Regions from separate parts of the Homo sapiens genome. Here regions 1, 2, 4, 5 and 6 are each linked to region 3. Evidence: read pairs that join two places in POLR2A ChIA-PET (ENCODE). Cell type or tissue: CD4-positive, alpha-beta T cell. All regions are shown on one strand. Links, peaks and the distances in the headings refer to the core of each region. The heading gives the core; the rest is flanking DNA. Region 1 has its middle 18 kb from the start of CCR7. Region 2 holds the start of LOC107985090 (a long non-coding RNA gene). Region 3 holds the start of TOP2A (DNA topoisomerase II alpha). Region 4 overlaps CCR7 (C-C motif chemokine receptor 7). Region 5 has its middle 24 kb from the start of CCR7. Region 6 overlaps TNS4 (tensin 4).

The links. Peaks named below come from ENCODE experiments on the same cell type or tissue, not always from the same donor. Only the 100,000 strongest peaks of a DNase experiment are listed, where the experiment ranks them.
Region 1: POLR2A ChIA-PET joins it to region 3 with 28 read pairs; 22 of 35 experiments call an interaction of 5 or more read pairs at or near these places.
Region 2: POLR2A ChIA-PET joins it to region 3 with 14 read pairs; 22 of 35 experiments call an interaction of 5 or more read pairs at or near these places.
Region 4: POLR2A ChIA-PET joins it to region 3 with 30 read pairs; 15 of 35 experiments call an interaction of 5 or more read pairs at or near these places.
Region 5: POLR2A ChIA-PET joins it to region 3 with 11 read pairs; 22 of 35 experiments call an interaction of 5 or more read pairs at or near these places.
Region 6: POLR2A ChIA-PET joins it to region 3 with 14 read pairs; 17 of 35 experiments call an interaction of 5 or more read pairs at or near these places.

The regions. Positions count from the first base shown.
Region 1 is chr17:40,545,500-40,550,143 of GRCh38, forward strand. No RefSeq gene overlaps it. Among named protein-coding and RNA genes, the nearest start is that of CCR7, 18 kb to the right of the region's middle. RefSeq lists a silencer at 1,852-1,901 and an enhancer at 2,052-2,291. In CD4-positive, alpha-beta T cell, for the core only: no CTCF peak of the experiment used is centred there; DNase peaks (open chromatin) are centred at 2,102, 3,632 and 4,272; H3K27ac peaks cover 259 bases.
Region 2 is chr17:40,531,759-40,536,402 of GRCh38, forward strand. It overlaps LOC107985090 (a long non-coding RNA gene), which reads right to left and starts at 2,716. Exons shown (of 2, transcript XR_001752884.2): 1 at 2,652-2,716; 2 at 488-1,321. RefSeq lists a cis regulatory region at 4,332-4,644. In CD4-positive, alpha-beta T cell, for the core only: a CTCF peak has its summit at 1,652; DNase peaks (open chromatin) are centred at 1,823 and 2,929; H3K27ac peaks cover 709 bases.
Region 3 is chr17:40,415,363-40,420,006 of GRCh38, forward strand. It overlaps TOP2A (DNA topoisomerase II alpha), which reads right to left and starts at 2,534. Exons shown (of 35, transcript NM_001067.4): 1 at 2,409-2,534; 2 at 1,378-1,533; 3 at 1,060-1,150; 4 at 643-706. The coding sequence starts at 2,429. RefSeq lists enhancers at 2,193-2,718, 2,440-2,529, 4,198-4,644. In CD4-positive, alpha-beta T cell, for the core only: no CTCF peak of the experiment used is centred there; a DNase peak (open chromatin) is centred at 2,689; H3K4me3 peaks cover 1,887 bases; H3K27me3 peaks cover 389 bases.
Region 4 is chr17:40,552,077-40,556,720 of GRCh38, forward strand. CCR7 (C-C motif chemokine receptor 7) reads right to left here. Exons shown (of 3, transcript NM_001838.4): 3 at 1,693-3,742. The coding sequence ends at 2,666. Among named protein-coding and RNA genes, the nearest start is that of CCR7, 11 kb to the right of the region's middle. RefSeq lists enhancers at 1,528-1,587, 1,678-1,797. In CD4-positive, alpha-beta T cell, for the core only: no CTCF peak of the experiment used is centred there; DNase peaks (open chromatin) are centred at 1,425, 1,805, 2,365 and 3,105; H3K4me3 peaks cover 675 bases; H3K27ac peaks cover 1,096 bases.
Region 5 is chr17:40,538,697-40,543,340 of GRCh38, forward strand. No RefSeq gene overlaps it. Among named protein-coding and RNA genes, the nearest start is that of CCR7, 24 kb to the right of the region's middle. RefSeq lists enhancers at 3,852-3,981, 4,262-4,431. In CD4-positive, alpha-beta T cell, for the core only: no CTCF peak of the experiment used is centred there; DNase peaks (open chromatin) are centred at 2,005, 2,585, 3,065, 4,165 and 1 weaker place; H3K4me3 peaks cover 1,643 bases; H3K27ac peaks cover 2,229 bases.
Region 6 is chr17:40,478,551-40,483,194 of GRCh38, forward strand. It overlaps TNS4 (tensin 4), which reads right to left. Exons shown (of 13, transcript NM_032865.6): 7 at 3,774-3,866; 8 at 3,579-3,656; 9 at 2,150-2,218; 10 at 1,124-1,292; 11 at 30-98. Among named protein-coding and RNA genes, the nearest start is that of TNS4, 21 kb to the right of the region's middle. RefSeq lists an enhancer at 1,567-2,766 and a silencer at 2,749-2,934. In CD4-positive, alpha-beta T cell, for the core only: no CTCF peak of the experiment used is centred there; a DNase peak (open chromatin) is centred at 2,091; H3K4me3 peaks cover 360 bases; H3K27ac peaks cover 2,428 bases.

The sequences.
Region 1 (4,644 bases), core at 432-4,431, 130 kb after region 3:
ACGCGTTCCAAATGTCTGCTGTAATGAGGGGGTCTGGAGTTCCTGTGCCAAGAATCAGATTGCAGGCCTGATCACGAGACGAGCTGTTGATTGCTGCAGGAATCCAGGAGGTGTTGTGTCTGTGTGTGCCTTGCCACCCTGCAATGTAGAATTGGCTATCCCATTCCACAAAGGAGGAAGCTGAGGCCCGGAGTTACACGGCGTGCCCAAGGCTGTGTAGCTAGTAAGAAGGGAGGTGGGCATCCTCTGACTGACTCTGAGGGCGGGACCGCCCTGTGCTTGCGGGGAGCACAGGGGCATTGTTCTTACTGCTTTGGGTCCAAGACCTTCTGAGCTCTTATGAGACCACTGCTGGGGCCAGCTCACCTGGGGACTCAGTTCCTGCCCCCACTCCCCACCCGTTCTTTCTTGCCCTCTCTCTCTCCCTCTCCACCTCCATCCCTGTCCCCTTTCCGTCCATGCGCCCACCTCCCTGGCTCTCCCTTTCTTCTGGTCCCAGCCGCTGAGTGGGGTGGGTGAGCCCAGGGCCGAAGAGAGAGGTGGGAGATGTTTGCAGGTGGAGGACATGAACCTGTTTTCTCTCCAAGCCCCTTCCCTTCACATTGTTCTGCTGCCCCCAATGTTAAGTCAATTGAATTGTGTCAGCAGGCTGCAGGGCATAGGCTGCATGTTGTAGCGTTGCTTGTGAGCGTCTGGACCCCTTCTGGGTATCAATGTGTGTGCTTTGGCGCGTGAACATGGGGGGCTATTGCTGTTTGTGTGGGTGTTGCATTTGTGGCATGCATGTGTTTGTGCATCTGTGTGTATGTGTGTAGCGGATGCACTCTTGTCTATATAGGTAGGATTTTTTTTTTTTTAATTTTACTTTAAGGTCCAGGATACATGTGCGGAATGTGCAGGTTTGTAACATAGGTATACATGTGTCATGGTGGTTTGCTGTACCTATCAACCTATCATCTAAGTTTTAAGTCCCTCGTGCATTAGGTATTTGTCCTAATGCTCTCCCTTCCCTTGCCCCCTACTACCCGCTGACAGGCCCCAGTGTGTGATGTTCCCCTCCCTGTGTCCATGTGTTCTCATTGTTCAACTCCCACTTATGAGTGAGAACATGTGGTGTTTGGTTTTCTGTTCCTGTGTTATTTTGCTGAGAATGATGGTTTCCAGCTTCATCCATGTCCTTGTAAAGGACACGATCTCATTCCTTTTTGTGGCTGCATAGTATTCCATGGTGTATATGTGCCACATTTTCTTTATCCAGTCTATCATTGATGGGCATTTGGGTTCGTTCCAAGTCTTTACTATTGTAAATAGTGCTGCAATAAATATACGTGTGGATATGTCTTTATAGTAGAATGACTTGTAATCCTTTGGGTATATACCCAGTAATGAGATTGCTGGGTTAAATGGTATTTCTGGTTCTAGATCCTTGAGGAATCACCACACTGTCTTCCACAATGGTTGAACTAATTTGCACTCCCATCAACAGTGTAAAAGTGTTAAAAGGTATGCTTAAGCAGGTAGTGAACGCTCTCATGAGTGCACACCCACAGGAGCAACTGCAGAACCTGTAGGGCCCATTGCAAAATGTAAATGCTGCGCCCCTTGTTTAAAAATAATTAAGAATTTCAAAGTGCAGGCAGCAAAGCATTATACCCAGCATGGGCCTTAGTGCAGGGCCTTAGTGCAGGGCCCAGAGTGACTGTGCAGGTCGCGGCCCATGAAGCTGGTCTTGTATGGGGGCAAGTTTTCTATTTGTATGTGTATATGTGTATGCTGATTGTGTGACTGCTGTGTTGGTGTGTGTGTGTGTGATGTGTGCGGTGGTGTTTCTTGTGTGAATATTGAGCATCTGTATGTGTGGGCTGTTTGTGAGGTGGGACAGCTCTTGTGAGTGTGAGTGTTCTTGGGCACGAAATCTGAACCCTTTCCTCACCACCCCAAGGACAGACTCCCTTAGCAGCTGCCTATGCCTGCCACCGATGCCTATCAAAGGAGAAGTGTGTTTTATTTTTGGCGCCCTTGCCGCCTATTCCCATGGTGCCCTGGGAGGCTTTTGTTTGACTGCCTTTGTTGGAAGGGTGACAAACACTTCCCTCCACCTGCTGCCATGGTGGCCCCACCAGAAACCACAGCTGGGGGTGGAGCAGCTTCCTCAGCCCCTCACACACTTGCCCTGCACCTCGTGCAAGCATCAACATGCCCAGAGCCCTACCCCGCTGAGCACTGGCCTCCCAGACTCTGCCCAGACAAGGCACCCATAGCAAGTCAGAGCTGGAGGCGATGGGTAGAAATGATTTGGTCCAGCAACCTCATTGTACAGCTGGGGAGCTGGAGGCCCAGAAAAGGGAGGTGACCTGCCCATATTGCCCAGTGACTAGTCTGTGGCAAAGCCATCTCAGCCCTCTCAGTCATCTGCAGGGCTAGCCCATGGAGGAAGCCTAGGTAAGAAGCAGGGCCTAGAGGGGAGAAGCAGGGACAAGGTACTGTGGAGCAGCAAAGACCTGGTTATTGCCCAGCTGTGGGGGTCACAGCCCCTGGCAGGTGGGGGCTGTGTCTTTGTTATTTGATTCTCCCTTCTCCCAGGTCAGAGCTCTGTGTCTGGCAGGGTTTGAAAGATGTTGGCTGGACACAGCACAGTGCCTGGCACTCAGTAGGGGCTCCAGAAATATTTGGTATTAAACAGCTGTTTAGTTGAACGGTGAAGTAGGGTGACTAAAGCAAGAAATTTGGAGGCAGCTAGAACTGGTTGAAATCACTTAGTAGCTGTGTGACATTGATAAAGTTACTTAACCTCTCTGAGCCTAAGTTTCCTCATTTATTAAATGAGACTCTAGTAGAGTTGTTGTGGGGATTAAATGAGATAAGATACTGATGCTTAATACAGTGTATAGTACGTAACAAAATCTTAATAAAGTTGCTAGCTGTGTCACCACAGGTAAGTTACATGAGCTCTCTAAACCTGTTTCCTTCTCTGTTGTCATAAGAATTCAATGAAAGGTTGTATAGCTAGCCTAGTCCTTGGTGCATCACGGGCACTTAGTAAATGTTAGCCTGTCTCCCGCCTAGGTTCATTACCCCTCCACCTCTTCAACGTCTCTTTCCTCTGCCCCCCAGCCTCTGTGATCGCTGCCATCCCTTCCATGGCATCTCATCTCTCATACCTTCTGTCTCCCAGCCTCTGACACTCCCAGCAACAAAAGCTCACAAGGTCTTTCGGTCCATGGTTTCCTCAGGGTTCGGCTCTGATGAGCATGGGTGGGAGGGGGGCAACTGAGAAGGAGGCTGAGGACAGGACAGGTGTAGTCCTTGGACGAAAATCCCAGTTCTGCTTTTGACAAAGGATTTAAGGATTCCGGCGTGTCTAGCCCTGTGTCTTGCCCTGGAGAACAAAGGCAGAGGGATGTCTTCCTGAACAGCCCAGGCACAAAGCTGCCACCATTCTTCCCATTCCCTTCCTCCTGATTTCCAAGTCCAGAGGTTGTCAATAGCACTCTCAGCAGCTGAGCTTCCCTGAAATCGGGGTGTGTGGAGGAGGGCAGGTGGCAGGTAAGAGATACTAGTGCAAGCAAGAGGGCGTGTCCAGAGAGTCAGTTGTAGGAGAAGTCTCTGGAGCTTCGGGGCAGGAGGCAGAGCTGGCTCCCACATAGGTGACCCCCTAGCACCGGCTTCACCATAGGCCTGGGCCAGGCCACAGAAAACACCCTCTGGGCCTGGGAAGCAGATTGAGCCATTCAGTCTTTACACGTGGTCAGGTTTCTGCTTCAGTCACTTGAGTGCAGTTTCATAAACCAAATGAGATCAATGAGCTTGTCCTTTCCAGGCCTCTTTTTAAACATTGGGAAATGGTTTGGGGGCATCTCATCTGCTGCATCTGCTGTGCTTCCCAATGTCAGATATTATTTACTTGGAGCAAATATAAACTATTCTGTCCTAAATAAACTCTGACACAGGAACAAGAGGACTTCAGGGCAAGAACCATCTCCTTACCTTCCCTCTTGCTAGTGGGCACGGATATGTGACCTGGAGACCTATTGCATCATGCAGGAACTGAGCCAGTCCAGAGCTGGCCAAGCCTGTGCGGAGATGTTTATTTACCCAGAGATGAGAACCTGGAGGCCACACTATGTGGTGGTTACTGTACCACGTAGGACAGCCCAGCTAGCGAAGTCCCTGGGGTTAGTGAACAACACACAAAAATAAGGTTATATCCATCCTCAAAGTGAATATGGGCAGGAGAGAATCTGACAGCGGCAGAGGAGTCTGAATTGGGTCATGCACAGACACAAAGAGAGGAGCCCGTGGGGAATACACATCCTGGCGTTTCTGATTTCGCACGAGATCAGCTGAGATTCGCTTAGTCTGGAGCAGCTCTCCACAGAAAAGGGCCTGGGGAGCTTTTTCTGCACACAGACTCCTGTCTGTGTCTCTGCCTGGGCCCAAGAGAAGTGAAGGAACAGAGGGGGTGGCTGCTGGAGGAGTTGGGACTTCTCAGACAGCTGCTCCCGTGGGTTGGAGTGCTAGGAGGGCTTGCTTTTCTGAAGCCTGATAGGGTTGCTCTTTTGAGTTGAGGGAGAGGCCCCCCCCCAACCTTTTTTATTCTCCTTGGAGTTTCTCTAGGGTCTCAGACCAGAGACACATGACCGA
Region 2 (4,644 bases), core at 182-4,181, 120 kb after region 3:
CAGAGGGCACAGGCAGTGAAGGGCATCGGGGCCTTGAATCCAGTGGTCCACGAGGAACTGAATCCTGCCAGCAACCACTCGAGTAAGCTTGGTATTGGGTCCCCAATTGAGCCTTGAGATGACTCCAGCTCAGCTGACAGCTTGACTGCAGCCTGCAGAGGTGCTGAAGTGGAGGACTCAGCTAAGCTGCACCTGGATCTGTGACCCACAGAAACTGTGAGATGATAAAAGTTGTTGTTTCAAGACACTGAGCTTTAGGGTACTTTATTATGCATCAAGAGGCAACTAGTACAAAGTATAATTTGGAGGAGACCAGCCATACCTGTACCCTCCTTAAGTATACATTTGTATAAGTTGAAATCATGGTGGGTGCACTAATTTTGAAGTCTTAAAAAATCACTTATCATTATGGGGGAGATATCATTCATCAGGGTCCATGGTCTGTGTATGTATCAGAGTCTGGCCAGAAAACAGAAACCACACCAGGTATCTTAACAAAATTTAATATGATGAATTAGATGGCTTAATAACAAGTACAGTGTGAAAGGTGAAAATCATCAATAACCAATCATCAAAATCACTCTCAGAAAATGTCATACATCATCAGGACCTGTGGCCTTGGAAACTCAAAAGCCAAGAATTATTGAGCTTATTGTGTTTGTTGCATTTAAGCTTCTCTTCTGTTCCTTTGTGGTGTCAGAGGCTGAGTTTATTTTGAACATGAACAGAGAGACTTCTCTCTCCTTGACAAGCGTGATTTGTTGAATTAGCTAGTTAGGTGGGAGTGTAGTGGTGATACACTGTGTAGTAGAAGCATTCTCCATGTTTCCATTCCCCATCACAGTCACACAGCTGTGGATTTCCAGGCCTGATTGTCCATTGTGTTGATGTCCCAGTTTATTAAACCACTTCCTTATTGTGGTTCCCAGTTTTTGACCTTTAAAGAAAGACTTCAATGCACACATGTATGCAGATAACACTTGGCTTCGTTTGGATAATTTCCTTGGAATAATTTCCCAGGGAAAGAGATTACTGGGTCAAAGGGGGAGGAAGAGCTTCATGCCTTTTGCTGGTAATTGCTTTACTGCTTTCCAAAGGCACTATACCAACCCAGCATCGACAGTTTATAGTGGATGAGGGGTCAGCTTCAGGGCACCAAGTTATTCACTCTTAGGAAATCAGCTTCCAGGTCCTTCATCAACCACCCAAAAGGGCCTGTAGATGTGAGAAGTGGAGTCCAGCACAGAGAATCCCGGGCTGAGAAGTAGGATGTCTGAAAGTCCAGCCTCGAGGCAGCAGAGTGAGCAGTTAACAGTATGACCTATGGACAACAGATCCTGAGTTCGAATTCTGCCTTCACCACTAAGTGACCCTGGGCAAGTTACTTAATTTTTCTAAGTCATTAGTTTTTTCATCTATAAAGCAGGAATTATAGCAACACTAAGCCTTGAGGAGGTGAGAGGAAGATTAAACGAGTCATGACATGTGAAGTGCTTAGACCAGGGACTAGCACTTGGTAAATATGTAGAGTGAGTGGTATTACCATTTCTATTATTCAGACGGAGACTCCATCTCCATCAGCCCTGCTTCTGTAGTGGCTGACCACCTCCTCTTCTGGGTTTCCACGTGAGACCCCACCCTGGTTCTTCAGTTTTTCCTGGGATCTCGTCTCTCTGAGACCAAGAAGCAGTCTTAGCTTTGAGATATTGAGTTGGATGGTCCTTGAATGCCCCCTTGTGGACAGCTGGCTTTCTTTCACTCTTTCAGCTGAAGAGGAAAACTGGCTGTGTGTGTGTGTGTGTGTGTGTGTGTGTGTGTGTGTGTGTGTGTGTCTCGGGGTGGGGAAGAAGGTGGGGGAGGCCTCCATGTTTGCAGACAAAACAGGAAATAGCACGTCATGGCATCTTTCTTGCCGGCTAGGAAGGCATGGGTGTATGGGTCTCTGTACACTTACATAAACATGGAGGGGAGCTGCATGTGCTGGTGTGCAGGTGTGTATGTGGGCATACACTTGATACCACTCTCCTTGTTACTGGGGTCTCTCACTGGGTTCTACTGAGACGATGTGATTAATGTGATTTGAAAAATGAAAGCCCTGTGCACACACGAGGACATTGTTATGTAGAATAGCTTGTATAACCATTCGGTTGATCCTTTCACTGATTTGGACATTCAGTCCCACAGTTGTTTATTGAGTACTTACTATGTACCGGGTCTCCTGAGGTCTGGGGAGGCTACAGTGACCAAGACAGAATCTGTTTCCATCCTCTCACAATCCAGTGGGTGAGACAGACAGGTGAGTAAACCTGTGGCGTGCTAGTCCAGCACTTGGTAAATATTCAGTAAATATGAAGAGTGAGTGTTTTTACCATATTCCCAGAGGAGGGGCAGAGCGGCTGTGGAGGGGGAAGGAAGGCTGCCTGGAGGAGGTGACATCTGAGCTGAGCTATGAACTGTGAGTGATCTATCCTCTCCCTGGCTTTGGGGCAGAGGGCTTGGTACAAAAAGCATTAGTGGGGTTTTGGAAGTGCAGGCTGTAACCCCAACTCCCTGAGCAAGTCCTTTTTTTTGGGCCGGAGTTTCCTCCTGGACTAAGTCAGGGGATTTGGCCATGAAAGCCACAGTTTCCATCAACTTTGATGTTTTCTGACCTTTTATTCCCTCAGCCTGAGGAATTCCCATTTCTTCCACTGGTCTTTCATGCCCCATCCTCTTCCCTAAAGAAATGAAAACCAGACTGAGTGATAAAAAGCAGTGAGACATTGGTATACACATGTAGGACACACACACACACTCTCACACACACACACTTTCTCACACTCTCTCTCACACACACACACACACTCACACACACACACACACAGACACACACACTCCTCTATTCCCGCCCTACCCCTGCTCTGCTGGAAACCTCGAGCTGCCTCCCAGGTCAGAGTGGTCTGACAAGGGAGGGGTGGAGTGCAGAGGCAGAGTGGAGGTGAGAGCTCAGCAGACCCAGTTTCTTTTATGCTTGGCCACTCAGGCAGGTCACCTTGGGGAGGTTACTGAGCTTCCCAGAGCCTGCTTCCAGCTCAGCAAAGTACATACCCACCTGGCAGGGCTTCCGTGATGATTAGAGCTGCTATATGCGAAATGCGCCCCCCGGACTCTGTGTAGGACCTAGCAGGCTCTCGGAAAATGGGAGCTGAAAAGTAATGATATTACAAAATATCTAGTGTGGTGGCTCACACCTGTAATGCCAGTACTTTGGGCAGCTAAGGCGGGCAGATCACTTCAGGTCAGGAGTTCAAGACCAGCCTGGTCAACATGGTGAAACCCCATCTCTACTAAAAATACAAAAAAATTAGCCAGGCGTGGTGGCGGGGGCCTGTAATCCCAGCTATTTGGGAGGCTGAAGCAGGAGAATTGTTTGAATCCGGGAGGCTGAGGTTCGCAGTGAGTTGAGATCGTGCCACTGCACTCCGGCCTGGGCGACAGAATGAGACTTCGTCTAGAAAAAAAAAAAAAATCTAGTGTGGGTCAGACTCTTGTGTCTGCAGGAGGGAAAGGTGTGATCTTTCTTCCACTCTGATCTTCACAGTGAGAATGGTCTGGGGAGGATAGCAGACATGTGCCAAGCTCACTGTAGGTGGTGAGGCACTCTGGTTCCAGTTTAGAATGCAATTTATTACTTGGGTCACTTTGGCCGAGTTATTTAACCTTTCTAAGCCTCAGTTTTCTCATCTATAAAGCAGGTACTTTAAAATAGCTCCCTTGTGGAAGTACTGTGAGGATTAAGTGAGATAATAAATGTAAAAACACTTCATGTAGTTCCTGGTATATAGTAAGTGCTCCATAAATTGATAGCTACCTGTATTGGTCAGGATATGCTAACTGGTGTAACAAATAGACCCAAGAATGTGTGATGGCTTAGAGACAATGGAATCTTGTTTCTTGCCCCTCTAATGGTCTAAGAAAATACCAGGTTAGCAGTGAGGCTCAACTAGAGACCAGGTTTCTGACAGCTCTGCCGTTTTTTTTTTTATTTTGAGACGGAGTTTTGCTCTGTTGCCCAGGCTGGAGTGCCGTGGTGCAATCTCGGCTCATTGCAACCTCCACCTCCCGGGTTCAAATGGTTCTCCTGCCTCAGCCTCTCGAGTAGCTGAGACTACAGGTGTGTGCCTGGCTAATTAGCTCTGCCATCTTTAACAGGTATCTTCTGAAATCACTTTGGCCATCGGCTTCTAGCTAGTGGGTGGGGAAGAGAGAGTGGAGAAGGCACATCAGCTTCTTAACTGCTTTGGCCCAGAAGTGCCACTTCAGCTCACATTCCATGGGTGAGAACTAAGTCACATGGCCCCATCTTAATGCCACGGGGGCTGGGAAATACAGTCACTGACTGGGCAGTGTCAGATCTCAGTGTCAACTCCATATACTTCTCAATGTCAACCCCACGCACTAGGCAAGGGGAAGCAGGAGTCTTTGGTGACAGAAATGTCTATTCCCATGATTGTTGTTGCTATTTCCATCCAGGACAGAGTGATAAGCCCTGGATGGGGGGGTGAAAGCATAGTAGGAGTTTAAAAAGTGGGGTGATCGGGGATTGAGCTGATTGGGGATCCAGCAGTGCTGCCCAGGGAAGACAGCGTCCAGGGGGCTTGGAGA
Region 3 (4,644 bases), core at 357-4,356:
CATTTTTTAAAGACTATGATATTGAGTCCTTAGGAAAATCCAGGTATACTTTGTCATAATCAATCAGACTAACAAAAAAGTGAAATAAGCACCCTGATCACCCACTAAGGGACACCCCGCATTTATAAGCAGAAATGTCAGATCAAATTATTCTCTACCACCACCTACTGGTTTACTGTTTGAATAGCATCATGAGAAAAAGTTAAAACTCCAGATGCCAGAATACTTAAAGCAATTACTGAAGGTGCTTGCTCAAATATTTAGGGATTAGGTGTCATAAGTCCTGTAATTTATTTTGAAATGATCCAGAGCAAATAGGCCGCGTGCCATGGCACACACCCATAATGCCAACACTGGAGGATTGCTTCAGGCCAGGAGTTCTAAGACCAGCCCAGGCAAAATAGCAAGACCCCTTCCTCTAAAAAAATTAACTAATTAAAAAAAAGATGGAGAAAATATGGAAAAACGTTGGCAACTGTTGGATCTAGGTGGTGGGTATCCATAGGTTTTTCATTTTAGCATTCTGCTTTTGTGTACTTTTCTCAACTTCTGTTTAGGAAAAGCCAACTTCACCAGTAATCAAAATACATGCAGCTAACAATAGCAACGAGCTACATAACAAAAACTAAGCAAAAGACGTACGGATCAATTGTGACTCTAATACAAGACATTTTTGGGTCCCTTTGTTTGTTGTCCGCAGCATTAACTGAAAGAAAATAAAATATACATTTGTAAGAAATTAGTGTTTTAAGAAACATTCTGTAACTCTAAGTAAGATATAGAAAAAAAAGTTCCCAAACAGCACAGGAGTGGCATTAACAAGGTGTTAATTTAGCAATTTTTGTCCATAGTACTGTTTCTACGAGAAGCTCAACCTCCTGGGCTCCAGGAAACCAGCTCACCTTTATCAACTGATTGAAATGACAGGAGCCCTGGCTACAGCAGGTTTGGTAGAAATGATACTTTTTGTTTTTACTTTTATCTTTTTTAAATTTTTATTTGGAATGATACTTCTTATGAAAGATTTGACCAGATCTTTATATTAAAGGATTTACTCACCTAGAATCTCATCAAAGATTTTGTACAAACCAGGAACAAAAGTGACTTCCCTATAGTTAATGCCAACATCTTCATCGTAAACCCACATTTGCTAGAAATAAGGCAAAGAAATACTGTTATTTTTATTCTATATTCATTGTTCTGTTATCATGATTACCATAAAGTGTTCATATTAAGTATTACCATATTTAGGCCAGTTCCAGTGACACTCAGTACATGAGAGATACAGAAAGGTCACACTCAGTACATGAAAGGTACAGAAAGAAGAGTATCCATTTCAACTACTAGGTTAACTGCCTTTGATGAGCTTGATTTTACCTGGGTCACTAATTCCACAGAACCAATGTAGGTGTCTGGGCGGAGCAAAATATGTTCCAATTGTGTTTTCTTTTGATAGATTCTTTCAACAGACAGTCTTTTCTTAGCATCTTCATTTTTCTTTATTTTGTTGACTTGCATATTTTCATTTACAGGCTAGCAATTAAAAAAAAAGAGAGAAAGAAGGGAATTTTTAATCATAAGTTTACCCTAAACTAGGAACAAAATGCCTACCATAGTGAGATGTCAACATGCATTGCAATCTGTTAGTAGGCAGTGGTGGAGTTGCCAGTTTTGTACAAATAGGACAATTTAAATTCGCTGCGGCCAGGTCCCCAGGTGTCAGGTTAAACAGACACATATTATCTCACCAAGTGGGTCTGTCTGGAAACCTCTTTTCTTGAGCAACATGGTAGATGTCATCAATAAAATACACCCACTTCTTTCAGTTCCTGCATACATTATTTACCGAGTGCCTATTATTATAAATTATTTACGGTGTCCCGAGCACACGACACCGTAAATAATTCTAGTTCGGCAGCAGCAGTTTGGGCGGCTATCCGTTCAATCCCTTGGCCACCTGAGCGTTGTGAACTCAGGAAGGGGGCGCTTTTGTAAGCTGGCCAGCTGCTCCAGAGAAACACTGTGCTAGGCTCTGCCCTTTCCAAGATCGGGGACATTCAAGACCGTTTTCAAGCAGCGGGCAGGAGGGGAAAGCATCTGTACGCGCGACTCAATAACGTCGCACCCGGGCCGCTGTAACATGGATCCACTACGGGACCAACGGACTCCTGCCCCTAGAAACAGGGCAACAACGCACGACACCCTGGAAGCCGGGTCATACTTCACTACTAGCACCAGAAGGGGCTTCCGCCTCTCCACGATCACCCCGGAACCGGGAATGGAGAATATGGGCTCCCAAGCCGGTCGCCGGCCTGACCGCAGCCCCAGAGCTTCACCCGTCACGGGCGGCCAGAGAGATGCCCGGGCCGCGCGGAGGCTCCACCGCCAGTCCCCCCCGCGAGCCGTACCTGCAATGGTGACACTTCCATGGTGACGGTCGTGAAGGGGCTCAAGAACCCTGAAAGCGACTAAACAGGCAGGACCCCACGAGACCACCCCCGACCAAGCCGCTTCTCCACAGACGCGCGTCGGTTAGGAGAGCTCCACTTGAACCTTCCTTTAGCCCGCCCGAAGCAGACCAGCCAATCCCTGACTCGCTCTCACCGTCTCCGTCCAGAAGAACCAATCGTAGCTTGCCTTTTATATCCACCTATGAACGGCTGAGTTGGCCGGGGTTTGTTTGAATAAACCAATCAGGTTAGGGAGGCGGGACTAGAGAGGCTTCAAAAGGCACCACTCGGCGTCATAGCGGAGAGATTGACAGGGAATCTGGCCAATGAGAAGGGCTCACTTGTTTTCTCGTGCGGAAAGCTTGGAAGAGATGGGCTTTGGAAGCGGGAAGGGGTGGCCTGAGGCAAAAGTGTGCAGGAGAAAAGCAAAGGATGTTTATTCTCCAGGAACTGCCAATCTATTTAAGATCCCTGAAATCTAAAAACTGTCCTCTGTTCTGACGTTGTTAGCGAGGGGAATGGGAGCCTTAGCTTCGTTTTCCTGAGGAAACTGAGTGCCGGCTTTCTGGACAGGCAGCCTGGCTGCTTGGTTGAAGCGAACAGATTCTGGCATCTGCCTCAACCCCGCCCCCTTTACCCTCGAATTCATTTTTCAAAGAAATAAAAGTAGGCTGTGTGCGGTGGCTGGAGTCTGTATTCGCAGCACATTGGGAGGCCGAGGCGGGAGGATCGCTGGAGCCTAGGAGTTGGAGACCAGCCTGGGCAACATAGCGAGACCCCGTCTCTACCCAAAAAGGAAAAAAAATAGCCAGGCGAGGCATCGCACACCTGTAACTCCAGCTCCGGAGGCTGAGGAGGGAGGATCGCTTGAGCCCCGGGGATCGGAGATCGAGGCGCCTTGAACCGTGATTGCTCCACTGCACTCCAGCCTGAGTGACAGAGCGAGGCCACCTCAAGAGATAAATACATAAATAAATAAATAATAAAAATAATTAAAATAAAAGTGCCACAGTTGTGGTTTGGGGGTTCCATATAGTGGAAGGATGTAGAAAGGCTTTGCAAAATGGAGGGCAGCATTCAGGTCCCCAGTAGAGCAGCGCTGGACTGCAACTGGTAAATCGAAAGGGATAACTTGTGGTGGTAGCCTCTTGAGCTGAGGGTGGGCTCAGCCGTCCGGGGCTGAAACCTTTTCCGCAGCCAGCTGGCCAGATACCCTCCGACTGGCTACTTTTGCTCACCTCCGTGAACCCTGCAGTCCAGAACAGCTGTTCCAATTTGACAAGGAAATGCCAAGACTGAAGCTTTTTTGTTTGCTTGTTTTTTTGTTGCTTTTTTTTTTTTTGAGATGGAATCTCACTCTGTCGCCCAGGCTGGAGTGCAATGGCGCGATCTAGGCTCACTGCAACCTTCACCTCGCGGGTTCAAGCGATTCTCCTGCCTCAGCCTCCCGTGTAGCTAGAATTACAGGCGCCTGCCACCACGCCTGGCTAATTTTTGTATTTTTTTAGTAGAGACAGGGTTTTGCCATGTTGACCAGGTTGGTTTCAAACTTCTGACCTCAAGTGATCTGCCCGCCTCAGCCTCTCAAAGTGCTGGGATTACAGGTGTGAGTCACTGTGCCCGGCGAAGACTGAAGTTTTAAAATTACTCTTACATATAAATGTTTGAGTGGATTAAACAAAGTTATTACCCTTACAAGAAGCCAGAAAAAAAAAAACTGCACAATTTGAGTGCCTACTAATTCCAGCTGAGCCACCTCTTTCCATTCATTGCTTCCTTCCTCTACCTGGGTTTCAGTCCCAACTCAGCAATTTGCCATTCGTGTCATTTCGATGGAGGAAGCCTCTCGGTGCTTCCGTTTCCTCTCCTAAAAAGAATAATTAACTATGATCTCAGAGTAGTGTGAGGGTTACATGAGAGAAGTGTAAGGTAAACAGTGGGCTGACAGTATTAGGTAGCAGGAATTTTCCTTAGGCTGGTGTGACAATTGTGGATGTAATTTTTTTTTTCTTCTTCTAAAAGAAACCAGAGGTCAACCATTGTTACATAACCACAGTGTGTCAAGGGAGGGCCAATGGGGAGCCGTATGATGTGGCAGGAAGCCAAGGATGGAAGTTGCCCATGGGCTAGGGGCACTCGGAAACCATAGGCATGGTGCTTCGGCATTGTTCTGCTCTCTTGACCTTTGGCTCCC
Region 4 (4,644 bases), core at 276-4,275, 140 kb after region 3:
GGCGCATTTGTGCGGCTGGCCTGGCTGCCTTTTGCATGACTGCTCTGTTACATTCTTCCCCTTCAGGAACCGAGGGTTGTTTTCCCATCTGTAACCTCATTAGGATGTCCACACCAGCGGGCTCCACACGCACATGCGCTCCGGCAGGTTCCCCTCGGGGACACACACGCACACTGGCATTGCCCCCTGGCCACACGCTCACGCACACAGTCGCAGCTGTGCCTTTTAATATTTAATGCCATTGCTGCAAACGCCGCTCCACGCTGACTGCATCCGTGCCAGGCTCATTCCTCTCAGGGCGCCAATTCCCGGCTTGGAGACCAGCTGACAAATCTTGTTAAAAACCTTCCAGCCCAGTGCATCTCTCGGAGGAGGGTAATGTCACGTGCTTGCGAGATGAGCGAATGGGTGTCATTACCAGGCAGCTCCATTTTCAACGAGGCTCTTTCCACTTGGGGAAATGGATGGAATCACCTATTGCGTGAGTGCCTCAGCCCTCCCTCTAGCTCCCCACGGCCCAGAGCTATTGCAGCTCTGGGTCCTTCAGACCCCTCTTGACGCATTGTAGGTTGGACTGACCTGCTCTCTGGCTTGCAGAAGTCACGGCTCTGGGTGGCACCAAGGCACGAAATGACACGGACACCTGGCCTGTGTGGGGGCCTTTGTCTGTCCCTCTCTCCCTGCTCCTCCACAGTCAGTATCCACACTATGGTTTGAATGTATGTATCTTTCCGACATTCATATGGTTGGAACATAAACCCCAAGGCAATGGTATGAGAAGTTGGGGGGGGCCTTTGGGAGTTGATTAGGTCATGAAGGCTCCACCCTTGTGAACGGGATTAATGCCCTTATAGCAATAAAAGAGCAGGAGGGAACTAGTTAGGCTCATTGTGATCTTCCACTCTTCTACCACATGAGGACACAGTGTTTGTCCCCTCCAGAGGGCATGGCAAGGCCCCATCTCGGAAGCAGAGAGAGTCCACACCAGACACTGAATCTGTTGGCGTCTTGATCTTGGACTTCCAATCCTCTAAAACTGTGAGAAATACATTTCTATGGTTTGTAAATTACTCCATCGGTGGCATTTTGTTGTACCAGCAGGAAGGGACTATGACATACACCACGGAGGCCACTGCTGCTACAGTGGCTAGCAGAGAGGATCATGGGTGGTTCCAGCTCTCATGCCAGCAAAGGGTCTCATCCCTGACCCCTAGTCCAGTATGCTGTGGTCTCCAAGCCCACAGAAAGGCCCTCCCTCCAAACCCCAGCTTTCAGAGTCTAAGGGGCTGACAAAAGGTTAAGGGCTCTAGTTCTGGTCTGAGCTGGGACAGGTGAGCAGGCTACTGTGCAAGAGCTGCTAAATGCAGAGTCCCCAGGTATCGAGGTTACCCGGAAAAGTTGGCCTTCCCAAAGCTGCAGTAGGATCAGCATGTCCGGTTCAGTGCTGACTGTGCAGGCTTGGGGCCTATCCCTTGAACTCTGGAAGGGTATTTGCAAGATGGACCTCCTGTCCTCATCTTCCTTCTACCTTTCAGCCTCTTGGTCCTGTGTCACCAGACGGGCTCAGAGCATTCCTGAGCAACTTTGTGGTTCTGAGCGTCTCTAAGAAACGAGGCCTGGGAGAGGGCAGGGAGGAGGGGAGAGGGGACGGTCAGGTGGGGTGTGGGGGATTGCAAAACAAAGACACGCTCATTTGCCATTTACCAAAGACTTTTTTTTTCTTTTTCTTTTAAAGCTGTTGTTTCCTCAAGGGAAAACTTTATCTGTGTGTGGGTAAAATGTTGCTCTCTTAACGAATCGAAAGCAGAACATGAGGAGAGGTTTTCAGTCCCTGTGACAAAGAACAAAGAACAAGCTCGTGGGCCTTGGGCGGCCACTGTCACCCTCCCCGCCCCTGACATTTCCCTTGTCCTCTCCTCCCATCCCAGTGGAGCCAAGAGCTGAGTGCATGTCATCCCCACTCTGGAGCCCAGAGTGTGGCTTTGATCACGCGGAGGCAGCTGGCCTGGCCTGCAGGAAACACCACACTCTCCCCTGTTGAGAGCCTGGGAGGGCGACGCGGCAAGTGAGGGGATGAGTGTGCTTTTAGGGCGGCGTGGCAGCTGCCATTCCCGCTGGCTTGGAGGACAGTGAAGAAAACGATGGAGGGAGGGGTTCAGAGAGTTTGTTTGACCAGCTGATGTCCGCTTTTCCTCACCAAGCCAAGAAGTCTCCCCACTATCTCTGGTCTTGGAGATAAGGCCTGGTTTTCGGAAGAGCTGGTCTGAGCATTTGAGTCTGTGGGAGGCCAGAAGGTTCATTCAGAGGACTCTTCAGGCCACTCCCACGCCCCTTGCACTCACCCTCCTTGGCCCCTTCACTCCAGCAGGTGGGAACAGTTTCTGGACTTTCACTTTCAGTTTTTGGTTTAGGGGACAATAGCCTCTGTTTCCCAGTGTTGTCTGTCTGGTGTTAGCTTATCAGCCCTGTCTTTTTTTGGCATTGGTTGAGGTAGCTGGGATTGGGGTGAAGCTATCTTCTGGAGCAGGGGCTTGCACTCTGAGGGGAGAGCTGCTTTTCCCTGAGCAGCTTTTGGCGGGGGGATGTCCTGAGTCATTGCATCTGCTCCCTATCCCCACCCCAGGGACCCTGGGAGAGGTCCCTCTAGTCCAGGCAGAAGAGTCGCCTATGGGGAGAAGGTGGTGGTGGTCTCGGCCTCCACACTCATGGAGGAGCGCCGGATGTGCCGACAGGAAGACCACTGCCGGAGCTGCTCCTGGCTGAGGCAGCCCAGGTCCTTGAAGAGCTTGAAGAGATCGTTGCGGAACTTGACGCCGATGAAGGCGTACAAGAAAGGGTTGACGCAGCAGCGGACGCAGGCCAGGCTGTAGGTGACGTCGTAGGCGATGTTGAGTTGCTTACTGAGCTCACAGGTGCTACTGGTGATGTTGAAGTTGGCCACCGTCTGGGCCAGGACCACCCCATTGTAGGGCAGCTGGAAGACTATGAAGACCACGACCACAGCGATGATCACCTTGATGGCCTTGTTGCGCTCAAAGTTGCGTGCCTGGAGCAGGGTGCGGATGATGACAAGGTAACAGAAGCTCATGGCCAGCAGGGGGACCAGAAAGCCGATCACCATCTGGGCCACCTGGATGGTGATAAAGGCCTCCACATGCTCTGTGATGAGAGAGCATCGCATCGCTTGCTCACTGCTGCTCCTCTGGAGGTCACTGTACAGGAGCTCTGGGATGGAGAGCACTGTGGCTAGTATCCAGATGCCCACACAGGACAGCTTGCTGATGAGAAGGACGCGGGCACGGTGGCGGTGAGCTGAGACAGCCTGGACGATGGCCACGTAGCGGTCAATGCTGATGCAAAGAAGTAGGAGCATGCCACTGAAGAAGCTCATCTTGTAGATGGCAAAGATGAGCTTGCAAAAGTGGACACCGAAGACCCAGGACTTGGCCGCGCTGTAGGCCCAGAAGGGAAGGGTCAGGAGGAAGAGGATGTCTGCCACCGCCAGGTTGAGCAGGTAGGTATCGGTCATGGTCTTGAGCCTCTTGAAATAGATATAGGTCAACACGACCAGCCCATTGCCCAGTAGGCCCACGAAACAAATGATGGAGTACATGATAGGGAGGAACCAGGCTTTAAAGTTCCGCACGTCCTTCTTGGAGCACAAAGACTCGAACAAAGTGTAGTCCACTGTGGTGTTGTCTCCGATGTAATCGTCCGTGACCTCATCTTGACACAGGCATACCTTCGGGGAAGGAAATGAGGGAAAACAGGCCAGTTTAGCTGGGTGGCTCCAACTCTGGCTGGGATTTAGCCTAGAGCAGTGGTTTCTTTCTTTTTTTTTTTTCTTGAGACATGGTCTCACTCTGTTGCCCAGGCTGGAGTGCAGTGGTGCAATCATGGCTCCCTGCAGCCTCGGCCTCTCCAGGCTCAGGTGATCCTTCCACTTCAGCCTCCTGAGTAGCTGGGACCACAGCCTTATGCCACCACACCCAGCGAATTTTTGTATTTTTAGTAGAGATGGGATTCTGCCATGTTGCCCAGGCGGGAGGAATAGTGGTTTCATCGTGAGGTCCGCATCATCAGTATCATAGCATCACCTGGGAACTTGTTAGGAATGCAAATTCTCAGGCCCCACCTGAGAATTCTGAACCAGAATCTCAAGTGATGGGTCTAGGAATCTGTGTTTTCCTAAAGTCTCCAGGTGATTCTTTGGTTTTAAATCAGTGCTTCTCAAATTTTAACTCCAATACGCATCACCTGATTAATCCTGTGAACATGTCTATCCTGAATCAGTAGGCTAAGGTGGGGCCTGAGATTCTACAGTTCTGCTAGTAAGTAGCAAGTGGCTGATTTTGCCAAGTCTGAGAGACTCTACATGTGCTGACAGGGGACTGGAAATCAGCTGGGCTCTGGGGCCAGATGAGCCTTGAGCTGGTTAAACTCTTTCTGTCTCTCTCTCTCTCTCTCAGAGCCTCAGTTTTCTCTTCTGTGAAATGGAGATGAATCCTATTTGCTTCCCATGGTTGCTGTGAGGTACCTAGCCCAGGCTCCAGCACCATTTCCTCTCCATGGAGCTTTAATTTTGCCCCCTGGAAGCTCCGTGAGAGAGGGAACATGTGTCTTTCTTCTTGACCCTCCTTTAGA
Region 5 (4,644 bases), core at 287-4,286, 120 kb after region 3:
CACCAGCCGCTGCGACACAGGCTGGCTTGCCGTCCCCTTTCCTTTGGTTAATCTTCCCTATGAGGAGAGACAGAGAGGAAGAGTCTACAGGATACAGCTCATTTTGCCAGTTTTTTCCCAAAGTCCATCAGGAGGGACGTGTCTGAGCTGCCCACTTCCTTCGGCCAGCCTTGGAATGAGAGCACATGACTCATGGCCTCACTTCTCTAGACCTGGAAGGTAGTGGGAGAATCAGACAGATCTTGGTTCTAATCCTGGCTCTGCCACTTATTAACTAGGTAACCTTGTGCACGTTATTAACCTCTTCCAGCCTCAGTTTCCTTGATTGTAAAATGGGAATAATAACACCAACTCACAGTGTTATGAGAACTGGATGAGCTAATGGTTAGAGTTAACATAGTGACCAACACATATTGGGAGCCCTTAAATATCAGTTTCCTCCCTCCCTTCCTTCCTTCCTTCCTTCCTTCCTTCCTTCCTTCCTTCCTTCCTTCCTTCCTTCCCTCCTTCCTTCCTTCCTTCCTTCCTTCCCTCCTTCCTTCCTTCCTTCCCTCCTTCCCTCCTTCTCTCCTTCCTTCCTTCTATCTGGGGAATATGATGGCTGCCTTGAGGGCAGAGATCTGAGTTGAGAGAGCTGTACGTACTTAGAGGTGGCCTCCTTCATCATAGAACCCCTCAGAATCCCAGGCCAGAAGACTGGAGAACAACAGGAAATAGGTGATCTCCAAGCTTCCCACGCTGGCTGTACCCAATAGCTGATGAGATTTATCTGAGGCACCACTATTGTTAAAAGGAATGTAGTGATCTGAGCCCCAGGTGCAGAACCCTAGCATAGCGATGGGAGCGATTACAGCACTCACCACCTCTGGGGAGAGTCTGCTCTGGCACCCCTTGCTTTAGGGCCCAGGTGAGGCTGAGACAAGCAAGTGTGGCTACGTAGGGTAGCATGGGAGAGGTGGAAATAGCTGGACTGGGCTTTTCCCCTCTGGAGGACCAGTATCTCCTATCAAAACTTAACAGTATGGATGCCCCAGCCACTCTCTGCCAGCCAATTGACAAACAGCCAGCAGCTAATTCACACTAAAATGTTAATAGCAATAAAGGAATCAATGGTATTCACACCCTGGGGGTGTTGATAGCTGTTAATGGCTGTCAGGTTCTACACATGGCCTTCTCAGCAGCACCACTCTCCTCTCTGAAGCGCCTGTGGCTCAGCTGGAGAGCTGACTGCTGCAGAGTATAGAGGCCCACGTTTTGGCTCTAGTCTGTGGCTGGGAATCTAACCCAGGGGACACAAGCCAAAGTACAGGAGGCAGGCAGAACTGGAGTACAGGGTCACCTTGGTGACCACCGTCAGCTCCTAGAGCGCAGGTGAGCCAGTTGGCCTTATAAGCTTAGGTCAGATAAGATGAGACCAAGCGTGTGGCCCACCACCGCCCCTTGCTTCAAGAAAGGCAAGGTCTGGAAGGTGGAGGAGAGGTGGCATCTGGGGCAGAGTAGAGCATGGAGGTCCTCCGTGCACAGAGGAGCAAAGCTGTTGCCCCCTGCTCTTCTTCAACGTGGGCAGCTAGGACCTAAGCTCAGCACCACATCAACCTCATCTGACACGTGGCTGGAGGAACAGGGCAGTGGTGGCTGTGGTGGGTTGGCCACAGCCTCTCTTGGGCATGGCTGACCAGCTCTTTGGGCATAATGTAGCTCTTAGGAGGCCTAGGCCCAGGCTGAGCCCAGCGTGGGGGAGTAGGGAGTCTCAAACCTATTGGGCTAAAAATCAGCTGAGGGCATTGTTAAGATGCAGGTTCAGATTCCTTAGGTCTGGGGCCTGAGGCTCTGGTTTTTCACAAGCTCCTGGGTGGTGCTGAGGCTGCGGGTTCAGGTCATACTCTGAGCAGTGAGTGTGGATGCCTGGGAGTGAGAGGCTGAGCAAAACACTTTCCTGGCTGTGACCTTCGTGTCCCTTCCGGCTGTGACACTTTGTACATCGCCAAGACCACAAGTTGAGTGGGTGGTTGGGGCGCGGAGCTCCTGCACTCAGTTGCCCCACTGGCGGAGGAAGGTGGCTGCCCTTTGATGTGATGAAAAATAAGAACAGTCGCCAACCATTGAGAACTTACTCTGAGGACACCTCATCACTTGTATGTGGCAGAACATGGCCCTGAGATGTTTTTGAGGCTTGGAGGACCCTGAGTTATGAGAAAGTTTAGGGAGGGGAAGCACTGGTTTATTTGGGAATTATTCCCATCCCAGGTCTCTCTGGCTCTTTTGAGGGTCAAGGGTCTTATCAATCCCTTTCTCAGTGCCCAGCACAATGCCAAGAGTTCAGGGAGAAAGCAGATACCCCACAGAGACCTAGACAGGCCAGAGGCACTGTCCCTGGGCAGGGGAGGCAGGTCAGGCCGGCGGTGCTCACCCAGGGAGGCTCCAGGAACTCAACTCGGGCCTCTGATCAACCGCAGATAAACACTGAACTTTCTACCTGAGGAAGCTCCCTGGCAGGGCTGGGTTCCTGTCAAGGAGACAGAGAAAGTTTCCATTGAGTGGGGGTGTGTGCATGCGTGCGTGTGTGTGTGTGTGCATGTGTGCGAGTGTACGCGTGTGAATGCATGAGTGTGTGCGTGCATGTCTGTGTGCATGCATGTATGTGTGTGCATGTGTGTGTGTGTCTGTGTTTGTGTGTGTGTGCATGCGAACATGCACCGAGGTGCCCTATTATCTTTTCCTCTCTGCAGAAAATCAGGTCAGTGGTTTGACTGTTGTTGTTAACCGCAAGGTGGAGTGGGGAGGTGGCCTGAGATGCTGAGGCTGGGCTAGAGTATGAGGGCCAGGGTATGGGGCCACCAGGCTACAGGGCCCCCAGGAAGCAGTGGCAATGGATGCCAGTCTGGGGAGAGGGTGCTGCCTGCCATGTCCTGTTTCCCTCCTAGCATTACTCTCCCTTTCTTTAGGGCCTTGGCTGCCTGTCCTGGTAGCCGCTGTTGAATAACCCAGGGACTGTGGCTGAAGAGAGGCAGTCACTCTGCCTTGTGGCTCGGGACACGGTGGAGGGGTGGGAGGTGCGGGCAGGGCCCCCCCATGGGTAGTAGTAACAACAGCCAGGCTCTGGCAGTCGCACTTTCACACCGGAGTCCTCACCTCGCCCACAGTGCCCTGGAAGCATGAGAGCAGGTGTTATTGTTGAGGGCACTGAGAAAGAGAGAGAGAGGGGCCAAAGAGCTAGTTCAAAGGCATCCCGGTTCTCACTCTGGCCTCAGACTCCCCTTCTGGGGTCCTTGAGGGCCCCTAGGCCACCCCGAGGGGTTGGAGGAACACTTTGTCCATTCCCCGTGGCAGATGGAAGGACTCCGGAGCATGTCAGCTGCAGCCTGGGCCTCTGTTGGGTCCTCGGCTCTGGGTCTCTCACAGGCGGCCATCAAGGTGTTGGCTGGGGCCTTGGTCATCTCAAGGCTGGAGCAGGAAAGGACCTGCCTCCCCAGGCCCTAAGCTTGAATGGTGCTGGGGACAGGGGGCAGCACTCTTCTGGCACGGCAGCCCCTCCTCCGTCCTCTTGGCATCTTGTCCTTAAAGTTCATCGTTGCCTCGTCCGCTAACCTCCTCCCCCTCCTTTCCGCCTCCATCTCCCCAAGTCCTTCTCGCCTCTGCTTTTGCTTCCACGGCTGTTTCCTCACGGAGGCTCAGACAATAGAGGCTAATGATCCAACTGCTGAGAGCACACCCTCCTCTAGCAGCCAGAAATCATCTGTTACCCATCGCCCGCCCTCCCTGGGGCCCAGGCTTCCAGACTGAGACCTTTTCCTTCCCTCCCACTTCTTACTGGAAATGAGCCCCCGTCCTTCCACTCCCCCCTAACCCCCCAGGCCTCCCTTAGGGAGGTTCAAGGACTCGTCTCTGACTCCACCTATCTACTGGGTACCCCTCTGCAGGGGGGAGGCAGGGGCTGGTGCCCACGAACTCTGGAGGCCCTTCTGGGAGCACAGTCTTGCCATGACCTCTCTAGGTCAGCTCAGCTCCCTGTGCTGGACACAGACCCGGAGAACAGCTCAGCACGAGGTTACCAGGCTGACGTTGCACAGACTGTGCTGGAAATTACAGAGTGCCTTGGAGGGAAAAACAAACTGGGGTTTCAGTTCCCATGGAAACGACATCTATTTGCAGAGGTGCTTGCGTCAGAGCCCGGGACCCTGTGCTTGGCAGGGATGGGGTGGATGTTAAAAGGCAGGGTCATCTGTTGACTGTCTGGGACTCTTCCAGGACAGTGTCTGAAATGGGGCCCTTACCTTTAGCCATGACAAACAGCTCTTTCCACAGAGGGGCCTGTCTGCCTGGGCATGTCTCTGCAATGCTGGGGTTTTTGGGTAGATTTTAAACTTATGAGTCAAGGGTGTGGGAAGACCCCACATTCGCCATTCATGAGCATTTATTCCACGAGCATGTTTTGACCTATGATGTGCCAGGCACTGGGCTAGGCCAGCCAATCAGGAGTTGGTCTGGACCTGCTAAGTTTGGGGCCTAAAGTCTCCCTTCCTGGGAGGAGCTTTGGTCAGACAGGGGCAAAGTGGGGACCTGCCAGGGACCACGTGACGTGGGAGCACACAGGCTCAGCAATGCCAGTCCCCTCACTCTGTAACCAAAGCAAATGCCTTCTGT
Region 6 (4,644 bases), core at 294-4,293, 63 kb after region 3:
TTCTTAGTTTGGCCCAGCCTTGAACTTACTTCCGTTGCTCAGGGTCCATACCACAGAAGCGGAGGGTGGTGAGTGGGTAATGGCGCCGGAAAAACACCCTAGGAGGAGGCGGGGAGAGAAGGGAAGCGATGACAGCCTGTCCCAGTGTCATCCTGCCTCCAGCATCTCTCGTTCCCCCCAAGCTCAGGTGCCCTGTCCTCCAAGAAGTCTCTGGGTTAGACCTTGAAGACCGCTATGGCCTTTCCCACTGGGGGGCCCTGGCGCCCCGCTCCTGCCTCTCTCCTCTCATGGGGCTTGTCTGCCTCTGTCTTACACTCTGGGGTTTTCTATCACACCCCTACCACGCCATTTAATTTTTTTTGGCCACTAACTTTTTGAGGACACGAATTACATCTTGGTCATCTCTTGTTTCTCCCTGTGAAGTGCTCAGCCCTGGATCAGGCTCCTGTTAGACTGTGAGATCCGAGCCTGGGGAAGGAACGATCTCATTCCTCTCTGGGTCCCAGTGGTCAGCCAGTCTGGCCGAGGGAAGATGTTCCATCAATGGGTGCAGGCATAATCGGCACCCATGAATACTAGTTAACTCCATTTCCTTCCTTCCTTCCTTCCTTTTTTGAGATGGAGTTTCACTCTGTCACCCAGGTTGGAGTGCAATGGCGTGCTCTCAGCTCACTACAACCTCCGCCTCCTGGGTTCAAGCAATTCTCCTGCCTCAGCCTCCCAAGTAGCTGGGATTACAGGTGCGTGCCACCATGCCCGGCTAATTTTGTATTTTTAGTAGAGACGGGGTTTCATCATGTTGACCAGGCTGGTCTCGAACTCCTGACCTCAGGTGATCCGCCCGCCTCGGCCTCCCAAAGTGCTGGGATTACAGGCATGAGCCACCGTGCCCGGCCCCCGTTAACTCCATTTTCATCAGTCATGATGAACAGGGGCTTTGGCAGTGGAGTGAGGCCTGGAGGAGGCAGGGAAGCTGCCTGGAGTCACTCAGCACATCACTGGCCCCGCTGGGTCATCCAGAACCCTGAACTTGACCTTCATCCCTGATCTGCAGCTGTCTCAGCTATCCCCTCCAGCTCTACTCCGCCAGCCCCGGAGCCCCAGGGCAAGGGAAGGCCCTTACTTCCTCTGGACATCAGTCAGAGTGATGCCCTGCTCTGTGACTTTGAAGTGGACCACGGTGGGCGTGGGGAGGATGTCCCTCTCAAAGGTGGTGGAGATGGCTTTCTGCACGGCCAGGGCTCCAGTCAGGGTCTCCACGCTCACTGAGCTCAGGTACAGGGTGTGGCAGCCTGTGGGAGGCAGACACTGCGCTGGGGCCACTGACCCAGGGCCCAGGTTCTCCCTCTGCCCAGGGCCAGGGGAGGGGGTGAGTCTCCTGTTCAGGAATCCAGTGGAGCTCCTCTTAGAGCCGCCACCCAACAGAAAGTGGGTGTGTGGGTGATCACAGTTTGAGGCCAACCCCAGAGGGCTTTGGGATCTTCTGTGGCTTTGCATCGCCCTGGCCCCTGGCCCTCCAGCATGGGGCAGGGGAGGGGATGTTGCCCTGTGTGTAGAGGTGCCCAGGAAAACATCCTTCTGTCCACACTTAACGGCTGCTCTCCTCCCCACACCTCCATCTTCAAGGTCTTGGTTCATTGGCAACGGTAGGGACAGAAGACAAGAATGGGGAAGGAAATTGTTCGTGCTCAGGGCATAGAGCAGGAACAGTCACTGAGACAAGTGCTGATGTGTGCTGGCCTCTGGGAGTGTGGGTCAGGGACCTTTCCCCTGGTGAAGGCTCCAGGACTTAGACCTGACACCCCATAGAGGATCCCAGACCCAGAACCACCTCTAGGGCAGGTTTCTCAGACCTAGAGAGACCCTAGCACGTGTGCACATGCCCATGTGTGTGCAGGAGGGACTGTAAGTTCTGCCACTCCCCCCACCCCCCACCCTGCCCCACTTCCCTGCTGGCCTCTCATCTTCTGTTTTACAGGGGTGATGGGGAGCGGGTGTGGCACCTTGTTAAAGATGCAGAAACAAAGCTGAGATGGGAAACACGTGTGTGCCTGTGCGTGTGTGCGTGCATGCGTGCGTGTGTGCAGGGTTGGGAGGTGCCCTCTTGGGGCACAGCCAAGCTTGGCGCCTCCCTTCCTGTACCACTCACCCGCAGATTTCTTCTGGCAGGAGGCTGGGCTGTCTGTAGAGTCCGAGGCCCCATCTGCACCTCCCAGTTCTGAGCCAAGGCAAAGAAACAGGCCCCCCAAAGGGGCGGGGGTGGAGTGAATGGACCCCTCTCACAGGAACAGGCCTCATGAATCCCTTTGAAGATCTCCCACCTCCACCCCCATCTCCAGGAAGTGACTCAAACCAGGTGTGATTACCGTAATTAGGCAAACAGGCCACTTTGGGCTCCCTAAATGCTTAGTTTGCAACCCTTTTGATCTCTTCATCCCCTCCTCGCCCCCCCACCTCTTAGATGGCTGCCATGATCTTGTCCTCACAGGCCCCTGACCTCCTCACTTCTTTTGGACCCTGTCTCAACCCCTGACCTGTCTTTGCAGAAAGCGAGGAGGCTCTCACCATCGCTCCTCTGGGGCTCCCTTGCCTTGATGCCCTTCCAGAAACAGCCCTTCTCGAGCTTCTCCTGCACACCCCTGAGATGATCTATTTCATCTGAGCTGCCCCCCTACCTGGCTGTATGCTCTGGATAGGGCATGCTGATCTGGGTTCAAGGTCTGACTCTGTGGGCCTTTGGGCAAATTACGTAACATCTAGAACCCTCGTTTTCTTTTCCTTCCTTTCCTTCCTTCTTTCTCTCTTTCTCTCTTTCTTTCTTTCTTAGATGAAGTCTTGCTCTGTCGCTCTGTCACCCAGGCTAGAGTGCAGTGGTGCGATCTTAGCTCACTGCAACCTCTGCCTCCCCGGCTCAAGTGATTCTCCTGCCTCAGCCTCCTGAGTAGCTGGGATTACAGGCGCCCACCACCACGCCCAGCTAAATTTTTGTATTTTTAGTAGAGACGGGGTTTCACCATGTTGGCCAGGCTGGTTTCGAACTCCTGACCTCAAGTGATCTGCCCGCCTTGGCCTCCCGAAGTGCTGGGATTACAGGCGTGAGTCACCACGCCCAGCCCTTATTTTCTTATCTGTGAAATGGGGATGATAACAGCAAAGTCTACTTCACAAGCTTGTAGTGAAGCATGAATGGGTGAGTGAGTGCTCAACAAATGCTGGACCTGGAAAGAGAAAACCTCTCCAAACTATTTGATTTAGGCTCTTTCACCCTCTCAAAGCAGGCTGCTATTTATCCAACATCCATTCTATGCCAGGCATTGCGCTAAGAGCCTTGCCCGGGCTATCTCTTTCGGTCTGCACAGCAATCCTATAAGTAGGTATGATGAGGAAACTGAGGCTCAGAGAGGTCAACATTCTCAAATTTTCACAGCTAGGAGGTGGAGATGTTGAGCGACTCCAGTGCACACAGTTTTAACCGTGACACTAAAATAATCCACCAACAAGGTAGGAGTGAACCCCATTTCTAATGAGAACAAACAGGTCCCCCACCTTGGCATTGCCTCTTTGGGGCCCAGACCCACCTCTCTGTGGGATGGTGAGTTTGCAGGGCAGGGCCAGGGCCATGATGGAATGCTGGCACACGAAGGCAGAGAGGCTCCCTGAAAGGAAGCAAGCAGCCCTGCATGAGTAGAGCTTCCCCAACCCACCCCTCAGCTCACAACGGAGACTTCGCTGGCCCCCCATCCCGGGGGAGCCTGGAGGCTGGGGAGTCTCACCAAAGTAGGGCTCCTCATCTGCTCCTTTGAGATGCACTCCTTTGGCAGACGACTCGATGAGGAAGTGTCGGATGAGGTCATTGCTGTCCTCACCTGGACAGAGAAGAAAGAGTGCATTCGGATAGAATTCCACCTTGTGGCCGGGCGCGGTGGCTCACGCCTGTAATCCCAGCACTTTGGGAGGCCGAGGTGGGCAGATCACTTGAGGTCAGGAGTTCGAGATCAGCCTGACCCACATGGTAAAACCCTATCTCTACTAAAGACACACACACACACACACACACACACACACACAGTCACACACACAAAGCCGGGCGTGGTTCACATGCCTGTAGTCCCAGCTACCCGGGAGGCTGAGGCAGGAGAATTGCTTGAACCTGGGAGGCAGAGGTTGCAGTGAGCCGAGATTGTGCTACTGCACTCCAGCCTGGGTGACACAGTGAGACTCTGTCTCACCGGAAAAAAAAAAAATTCCACCTTGTCCATCCCCCTGCCTCTCCCTCCCACAGAGGAGGTGCCAACACATCTGCTCAATGGCTCCAGCCACACCCTCTTCAGGAAACCTTTCTCTTCTTCTTTTTTTGGGGGTGGGGTGGGGAAACCTTTCTGCTGGTCAAGAGTTATCAGGGATTTTTTTTTTTTTTTAGACAGAGTCTTGCTCTGTCTCTTAGACTGGAGTGCAGCGGCATGATCTCGGCTTACTGCAGCCTCAACCTCCTGGGCTTAAGGAATCCTCCCACCTCAGCTTCCTGAGTAGCTGGGACTACAGGCGTGCCCCACCATGTCGGGCTAATTCTTTTGTAGAGACAAGGTCTCACTATTTTGCTCAGGCTGGTCTCGAACTCCTGAGCTCAAGCAGTTCTCCTGCTTC